Regions from separate parts of the Mus musculus genome. Here region 2 is linked to region 1. The links are chromatin contacts, found by Hi-C in ENCODE. All regions are on one chromosome and are shown on one strand. Each heading gives the region's core, a stretch centred on a gene start or an enhancer-like site at or near the end of the contact. The rest is flanking DNA. Distances are from core to core; before and after follow the strand shown. Region 1 holds the start of Atp5j (ATP synthase, H+ transporting, mitochondrial F0 complex, subunit F). Region 2 holds the start of N6amt1 (N-6 adenine-specific DNA methyltransferase 1 (putative)).

Region 1 (3,923 bases), core at 643-3,142:
GTAGGTTTGTTGTACAGTTGCCAGAGACTCAGATGAATCCAGTACTTGGCCCCCCTGGGCTCCTCAACCTTACTACCGCACTCAGTACTTACTGAACTGACTCAGTCACGACTATGTATCCCCAAGTTACGCGTCTGTACTTGTAGCAAAGATAAAATGGACGTAAATCCAGTTGGCATCCAGGTAGTAATACAAATACAAAAGAAAGAAAAAAGAAGTGCTAAAAAAATGGCCAGTGTTTAGTGGCATGGGGTACCTAAGAATGTGAGGGGGATCTATATAAATGTTTTCCTCTTGCCAGCAGTCAGTCCTGTCATTAGCTCAATCTACCTGTTTTAAAAAAATTGAGGTGGGGAGGCCAAGAAAGGGGTCAACATTTGAAATGTAAATAAATAAAATAACCAATTAAAAAATGCACTTATTTTGCTAGGCAAGGTAGTGCACACCTTTAATGCCGGCGCTCAGAAAATAGAGGCAGATAGGCCTCTAAACTCTAGGCCGGTCTAATCTACATAGCAAGTTCAAGGTCAGCCAGGCTAGAAAGTGACACCCAACACAAACTTACACGTACCCAGACACCACTTATAAGGTGCGCATGCGCACTTGTGGAGGTCAGAGAGCAGACAGTTCTCTCCTCCTTCCATCTGGATTCCAGAGGCTGAACAGTCTGGCTCGGCAGCAAGTGCCTTTACCTGTCGAACCATCTCACTGGCCTACCTAAGGATTTAGTTTCAAATGACTGTTTGTCATCGTGAAACGATGCGCTGGCACCATTCTCTATGCTGTGGACCCTAAGGGTGGAATCCCCTAAACTCCATCGTTGTGTTCACTGCACTACACCAACCCCCAAAAAAGGTCGGGGGGAGGAGTGGGGGAAGTTGGCAAGGTACAGTAACTTTCACTGACATCTTCGGGAAAGACGCAGAAAGTCATCCTATGCATTAGAACGATTGCACCGATGCGACTCTAGGACAGTTCCAGAAGGGCAATCGGTACTGCTAGTGCGGGGATGGCTGACTCGGGTGACAGACAGGTCTGGCATCTTCCCGAGAGACCCGGGAGCGCCCGGGGCTGTGCGCTCGGCCAGCGCGCCGAGCCTGGACCGCGCCCGTGCGACGGGCGACTCCGCCGCGTCCCGCAACGCGGCCCGGGCCACGCCGCTCCCCGCGCCCCTCCCCTCGGCTTCCCGCACAGCCTCTCCCGCCCCTCCCCACCAGGCTCCCTCAAGTCTCCACGAACGGAAATGGGAGTCGCAGCGCCGGGGACCCAGCGGAAACAAAACACAGAGGCGGCCGCGGGGGGGGACAAGCCCCGGAACCAGGCCGCCCGCGCGGGCCCGCGCTCCCCGCCAGCCCGCGTCCGCAACTCACCAGCTCCGGAATTCGTCCCGTGGCCCTAGCCCGCGCTTCCACAGCCGGCTGGGAACGGCGGCGGCGCGGGCTCCAGGTACAGCGCCTCTCCGGGCGAGCCGCGCCGCTCCCGCGAGTAGCAGGGTAAGGTCCCGGGGCCCTTCCCGTGGAATCGGCGCTAAGGAACCCCAGCCCCTCTCCCGCCTCCCAGGCACCCCCGGGCCTGGAACTACAACTCCCAGCAGGCTGCGCGGCCCGAAACGCCCGCGACGACGGGGCTCACGAGGCACAAACGCCCCCCAGCCGCTTTGGTTTTTTGTTTTGTTTTGGTTTTGGTTTTTACGCGCTCCTTTGTACCCCCACCCTACATCCACCTCCCCAACCCCAAGGATCGGGACGCTGACTCCGAAGGGAGCTTGAACTAGGGGACAGGCCAGAATACGCATGCGTACAGTGCAGTGTCTCCAAGAGGGAAAAGGGGGTGAAGTTAAAGTGTAGGAAAGATGGCGGAGTCTTAGCTGAGGGACCCGGAAGCACTTACCCTCCACTTCCTCCTCCTGTTTGGCTTCTGTCTCACCTAGAGGCGTCCGGTCGCAGACTCCCTTCGAGGCGCTTCCTGTCCGGTGAGCGTCGAACGACTGAAGCCGCGGCCCATAGTGCCTTGCGATGGCGGGTAGGCGTGTGTAGGCGGAGCCAGGGCCGGAAGTAGAACGGTGGCGGCGGCGGTGACTCTGGCAGCTCGGGACTCAGTGCAAGGTGACTGGGAGGGTAACTGGGCTAGCTCGGCCTCCTGGGACTGAGCTTCTGGGTTTCTTCACGAGGAGAGAGGGCTGCCCGTCACCTTTGCCCTGGGAGTAGAGCGCAGCCCCGTGTCCTTGGCACCGTCCTGGCCTGGCCTGGGGTCACAGGTGACCTCGGCCCTGCTGGGTATTCAGATTTGCCTTACGCTCACTAAATAAGACCGTGAATGCTCTCCTGGGAGCAGAGCGGGCCGACTCGAAAAGCAGAAAAGACGGGGTGGTGAGCCTGCAGCCCGCCTGGGGCAGCCCAAGGTCACGGCGCGCCACAGGCTTGTGAATAATGCAGGCGGCGATCGAGCCTCCTAAGACAGGAAAGGGCGATGGTGATATCCTAAAAGTTTTATATCCAATCTAGAAGTCATGCTTTGTCGATTGACTTTATGATTAGATACTCACGAGCAGCAAAGGGACTAGCCTTCGGCTAGGCTGGTCAGTCAACCGCTATAAATAGGAGAGCCGTGCGCCTTCCCAAAGCTACACCTCTGGGTTTGAACTTTGATTACCCCACCCCCACCCCCACCATGCTTTCCCCAATATTGTTACTATCAGACCTCTAACAAGCAGCAAGCTAGTGCAGGATATTAATTCAGTACGGAATTTGTCCCAAATGGTGTTCTACACTTAGGATGCCATTTGTCTTCCGTGTGATCATGAACAGATCGCATTCTCTATTTAATCTGAAAAAGTGAAAGGCAGTGAAGGAGAAACAACAAGTAGTTTTGGTAAGAGAGAATGTGGTCACTGTTAGAACGATTGAGTAGGACTTAGGAGGTGAGTATACATGTATGTTTGGGGTTCAGAGAGTACGCTAAATTAGACGTGGGGATTGGAAATCATTGTTTGGGATGGTGCGTTATTGAAAGTGAAAATGTATTTTCCCTGTCTTGTAGAAGAAATGACCGTCTTGGCAGTTAGATTGGGAGCAGGTTGACTGTGGAATGTTAGGTAAACAACCTTCTTTAGACATATTTTTTTTAATCACCTATAAGCAAGACTGAAAGAAGCACCTTCCCCTAACACTTAGAGAGTATTTCCTAAGTGGACAATATGGAAGTATTTTACAGTATTTTTAGGGCTAAAGAATTCTTGATACCTTACTAATTATGTCTTAAGTGTGTTCCTAGATTTCCAGGATGAATCAAGTGTGGTGTTCTTATTATAAAGTCTTGTCTACTTGCCTGTAGCTCTTTCGCCTGTATAATTCTCTGGTAGAGTATGAATGGCATTGATTTCCTCAAATGTTTTATTTTTATCGGGATCGGTGAATGAAAACTCGTGCTTATTTGATTTTTTTTTCAGCAGTACTAAATGTTATACCAGGTTTGTTGAAGTTGGTACTATTGACACTTTAGATAACTCTTCAAAATGAGAATAGGGAAGATTGCTATCTTTCATGTTGTAGGGAGTATAGCAGTGTGCCCGAACTTTACCCACTATAGGCCACCTTCATTCAACTTATTCAGGACAGCCAAAATTATCTTCAGACAGGAATTGTGCCCTTGTAGCGAAAATTATACACTCTCTCCCTTCACATATGTTTAATAACCATTATGCCAATCAGCTGCCATATAGTTAACGATTCTTGAACTATTAGTGGTACCACTCAAAACCCTCTGTGCATTTCTGTCAGTCCATCCATCCATCTGTCCATCCATCCATCTATCCATCTATGTATCTATGTGTGCATATGTATGTGGACACTTCTGCCTGTGTTTCTCCAATGGCCAGGATCAGCCTCCGCTGTTTATCTTCAGGTTGTGCACATTGCTTTTTG
Region 2 (3,923 bases), core at 536-3,035, 2.5 Mb before region 1:
AAATTGAAGTACTTAAATAAACCCAGCAGCATATCCTAGGGTTTGCTAAAAGCCTTCCATCTACCTAGATACATGAATAACAAAGACCTCTCTCCCTACGAGAGTACTGTGTTGGGCAAGTACTTCAGTGTCTGATCTTAGAATGCCAATAATCTTAGCTTTCTAAATTTAAAAATCTTATATAACTTTCCAATAAATGTATTTCCTTTGATCACTATCAGTGTGTCAAAAGCACTACTTAATTTCCATGACTGATTGGCCTGATGACATTTACAAGATTTTTCTGTCACTTAACTGTTCAAACAACTCAAGAAGAAGTTACAGTATTTCCTTTTTACCTTTAGAATCAGCCACATATCTATGTGACCCACATAACAGGACACGCAAGCCACTAGTGGGTCATAGTAAAGTCTGTGAATCTTACCAGGTGCCTTCTTTATGGAAATAATCATTACGGTCTCAAAAATAACTAGAATTCCTAGCCTTTGTAACAAGGTCAGCTCTATTACAGCATACGAAGCAATGCAATTTGTAGCTGTAAATTTTTCTGAGCTGTTTTGAGCATTCAAGTTACAATTCAGTGCTCCACGAGATATTCCAGTAGCTCAAAATGCTCCACCATCTATGAAGAAAGACTGGTTTTATAGGCAGAAAAAAAGTGACAATATAAATAAACATGATGGCTATTTCGTTCTGGAGACACCCAGTAGGAATCTTGGCCATTAAGTTAATGACCCATATTCTTTCGGCAAACTATTTTATTAGAGTGATTATATGTATGTGTGCAGAATGGTCCTCAGCATTGTAACTGAACCTCCAAGAACAACCTGTAGTAGTTTCTGAGGCCGGAACTCAGGTCTGCAGGCTTGACAGCGAGTGCCTTTACCAGCTGAGCCATCTTTCCCGTTCTCAGCTCAAATTCTTTTCTCAGAAAAGTTAACATGTGGGCATTTACTATTTATGTCAATTAAAGCTATGGCCAATCCTTCAACAAATCAGGCTAGTGAAAATCCTACCGGCGGAGGCACGTGACTATTTAAACCTTCCCTAATAGTTCTAACCACATGCAACTAAAATTCTAACAGTTCAATTAAAAAACAAAACAAAACAAAAAAATCCCAGTTGCAATAACACTTTAAGTGCTCAGACGGCTAGTGGTTGTTCCTTGACTAGGTTGAGTGAATTTAATAGTTCACTGATCCTTATGTGTTCTTCCTTTGCTAGAGGATGTTATTCTTGCACTAAGGCGAGTTTTACATATTCACTTAAAAAAATTAAAATAGAAAATTAGGAAAGTTTTGGGACATCTTGCTTCTGGTTGCTAAACTCCGGCTGCTCCTCAGAGGCGCGTTTACATTCTTCAGATTAACAGCTAAAAGGCAGGGCAGGGTGACCTTGAAGCCGCAGGAACATCTGAGCGATGCTCTAACCCCAGCCCGCCGGACACGCCTCCTTTACCCCTCTCTGCTGTCAATCACCAGAAAGTAGGCCGGCCCACCACTTCCGGAGGAGGGCGGCAAGTTCCGGCTTCCGCCTCCCGGCCACCCCGTTCTCTCCCCCTGAGGCGCGCACCCTCCTCGCACCCTGCTAGCTCGGCCGCCGCCGCCTCGAGCGCGTCCAGTAACAGGAACGTGTCCTCCGCTGGCTCGTACACGTCGCGGAAGGCTCCGCGACCCACGTGCCCGTACAACGGCGTGGGGACACTCGGCGCCGCCATCTTTTCCCTTCCGCTTCCTATGGGCGGGCGTTGAGTACGCACGCGTCAGGCTTGCTGCGCATGCGCTTTTGTCTTACACTGGGTGGCGTTTGGGGTGAAAGAGCTTGTTGGGCTCTCTGGAACTTTTAAGCAACCTCTAACATCCGTTTTCAACTTGTGCTTACTTTTATCGGCTACCCTAATATTGAGCATCGTCAGTTATTTTGTACTAAGGTGACTGCTTTATTCTAATGACATTTGGAAAGTTTCTTCCCTTTTAAACTTGTAAGCACTTGCAAAAATAGTGTTTACAAAATTTATTGTTTTTTAAGCAACTGAAATGTAAATACCCATCTATAAGATTATGACTACTTTTATTTGCTTAATTTTGTTATACAGATTCTCACTGTCTTGGAATTTACTATGTAGGCCAGTCTGGCCAGGAACTCATAGTGATCCTCCACCTGCCTCTGTCTCCTGAGTGCTGGGACTATAAAAGCTGTGGCACCATGCCCAGCTTTTATGACTTTTAATTTTTATTTTGTATTTGACAATATTATACATGGATAACACTTTCATTCATTGAAATTATAGTTTGGGCTGGGCTGTGGTGGCTCTTGCCTTTAATCCCAGCACTCTGGAGACCGAGGCAGGCAGATCTCTGCTTGTTCTACAAAGAGAGTTCCAGGACAGCCAGGGCTACATAAAGAAATCCAGTCTCCGAAAAACAATGAAACAAAACAGAGACAATGGTTTGGAGGGCTGGGGAAGTGCTCAGGGGTTGAGACCTTGTACTGCACTTGAAGAAGACAAAAGTTTGGTTTCCTGCACCTTTGTTTGGTGGCTCACAACTCCCTATAACCCCAGCTCCAGGTTGTTGCTCTTCCTGCGTCAGTGTCACTGTTGTGCCCATACATACAGGCAAAAAAATAACATACAGAAAATCATAGTCTTTAAAAAAATGTAAGGGGCTGGAGAGATGGTTCTGGAATAAGGCTATTATTGAGGACTAGAATTTGGTCCCCAGTACCCACAGCAGGTGGTTCACAAACAGAGTAACTCCAGTTCCTGGGAGTTAAATCTTCTGTTCTCTGGCGGCATCACAAATACAGACTTGAAAATGGCAAGAAAGCTCTGCTGGTAAAAGGCAGGTAGGTGCTGCCAAACCTGAGCACATGGAGCAGGTCCCTGAGACTCACACAGTGGAAGGAGAAAACCTATTCTTAGAGTTCTCAGACCTCCAAGGGTATGGCAGCATACATGTGCACACATGCACAAACATCTAAATATAATACGGAAATATTTTTTTAGAGTGTCATGTGCCGCGAGAATTTGTTATTTTCACATGCATCCTTAAAATGTCTTTGGCATACAAGCAATGAAATGAAATAGCCGTTCTTTCTCAGTTGTTTCCCAGAGGATTTGTTTTTATGTATGTGAAGGTTGACTTTGCTCCAGGTTTGTCTGTTGCAATTCTTGAGACTGACATCCTTAGTGTTCTCCCACTGCTGTACACACAGTTCCTGGTGGGAGATCTGTTAGTGGACATACGGTTCAGTTTCTCTGGATAGTGCCCCATCACTCTCCAAACTAACCATACTTGTGTATACTCCTAACATCTTTTGGTGGCAGATTTATGAGTTGATCTAATATTAGAGATTTGTTTTAGATTGATTTGGTCCGATTGCTGATTGAGGTTAAGCCTGGGTTCATATGTCCATCTAGGGAATTTCTTCCTTTGTGACTTGTATGTACTTTCATGCTTAATTGTCCCCCCCTTTTTTTTTTTTTTTTTTTTGCAGGGGAGGGATGACAGGGTATCATTGTATAGCCTTGGCTGGTCTGACTAAATCACAGAGACCCCCCTAGCTTCTACCTTCTGCCTCCCAAGTGCTGTGATTAAGGGCATGAGCCACCATGAATGGCTGCACTCTTTTGTTTGTTTGTTTGTTTGTTTGTTTTTGATCCTGGGCATTGAGCCTAGGTTTTCAGACATGATATGTACACATTTTACCCCCAAACTATATTCCCAGCCTGGCCCCTATTTTTATTTATTTATTTTTTTACTTATTATTTTTGAGAGAGGGTCTCAGTAGCCCAGCCTGGCCCCTATTTTTATTTATTTTTTACTTATTATTTTTGAGAGAGGGTCTCAGTAGCCCAGACTGGCCTCGAGCTTGCTGTGTTGCTTAGAAGCTTGAGCTTCTGCTTCTCCTGCCTTCCCCTG

The links. Hi-C counts contacts between places; a loop is a spot of excess contacts on that map.
Region 2: a loop to region 1 is called in a map of heart, with 4 times the contacts of the local background. The contact joins the promoter of N6amt1 here to the promoter of Atp5j in region 1. A Hi-C loop is called at or near these places in 2 of 37 maps with a recorded cell type or tissue (heart and v-Abl transformed pro-B cells).

The regions. Positions count from the first base shown.
Region 1 is chr16:84,832,991-84,836,913 of GRCm38, reverse strand. Atp5j (ATP synthase, H+ transporting, mitochondrial F0 complex, subunit F) reads left to right here and starts at 1,892. Exons shown (of 4, transcript NM_001302214.1): 1 at 1,892-2,105. Gabpa (GA repeat binding protein, alpha) reads right to left here and starts at 1,790. Exons shown (of 10, transcript NM_008065.2): 1 at 1,371-1,790.
Region 2 is chr16:87,352,047-87,355,969 of GRCm38, reverse strand. It overlaps N6amt1 (N-6 adenine-specific DNA methyltransferase 1 (putative)), which reads right to left and starts at 1,785. Exons shown (of 6, transcript NM_026366.2): 1 at 1,584-1,785. The coding sequence starts at 1,717.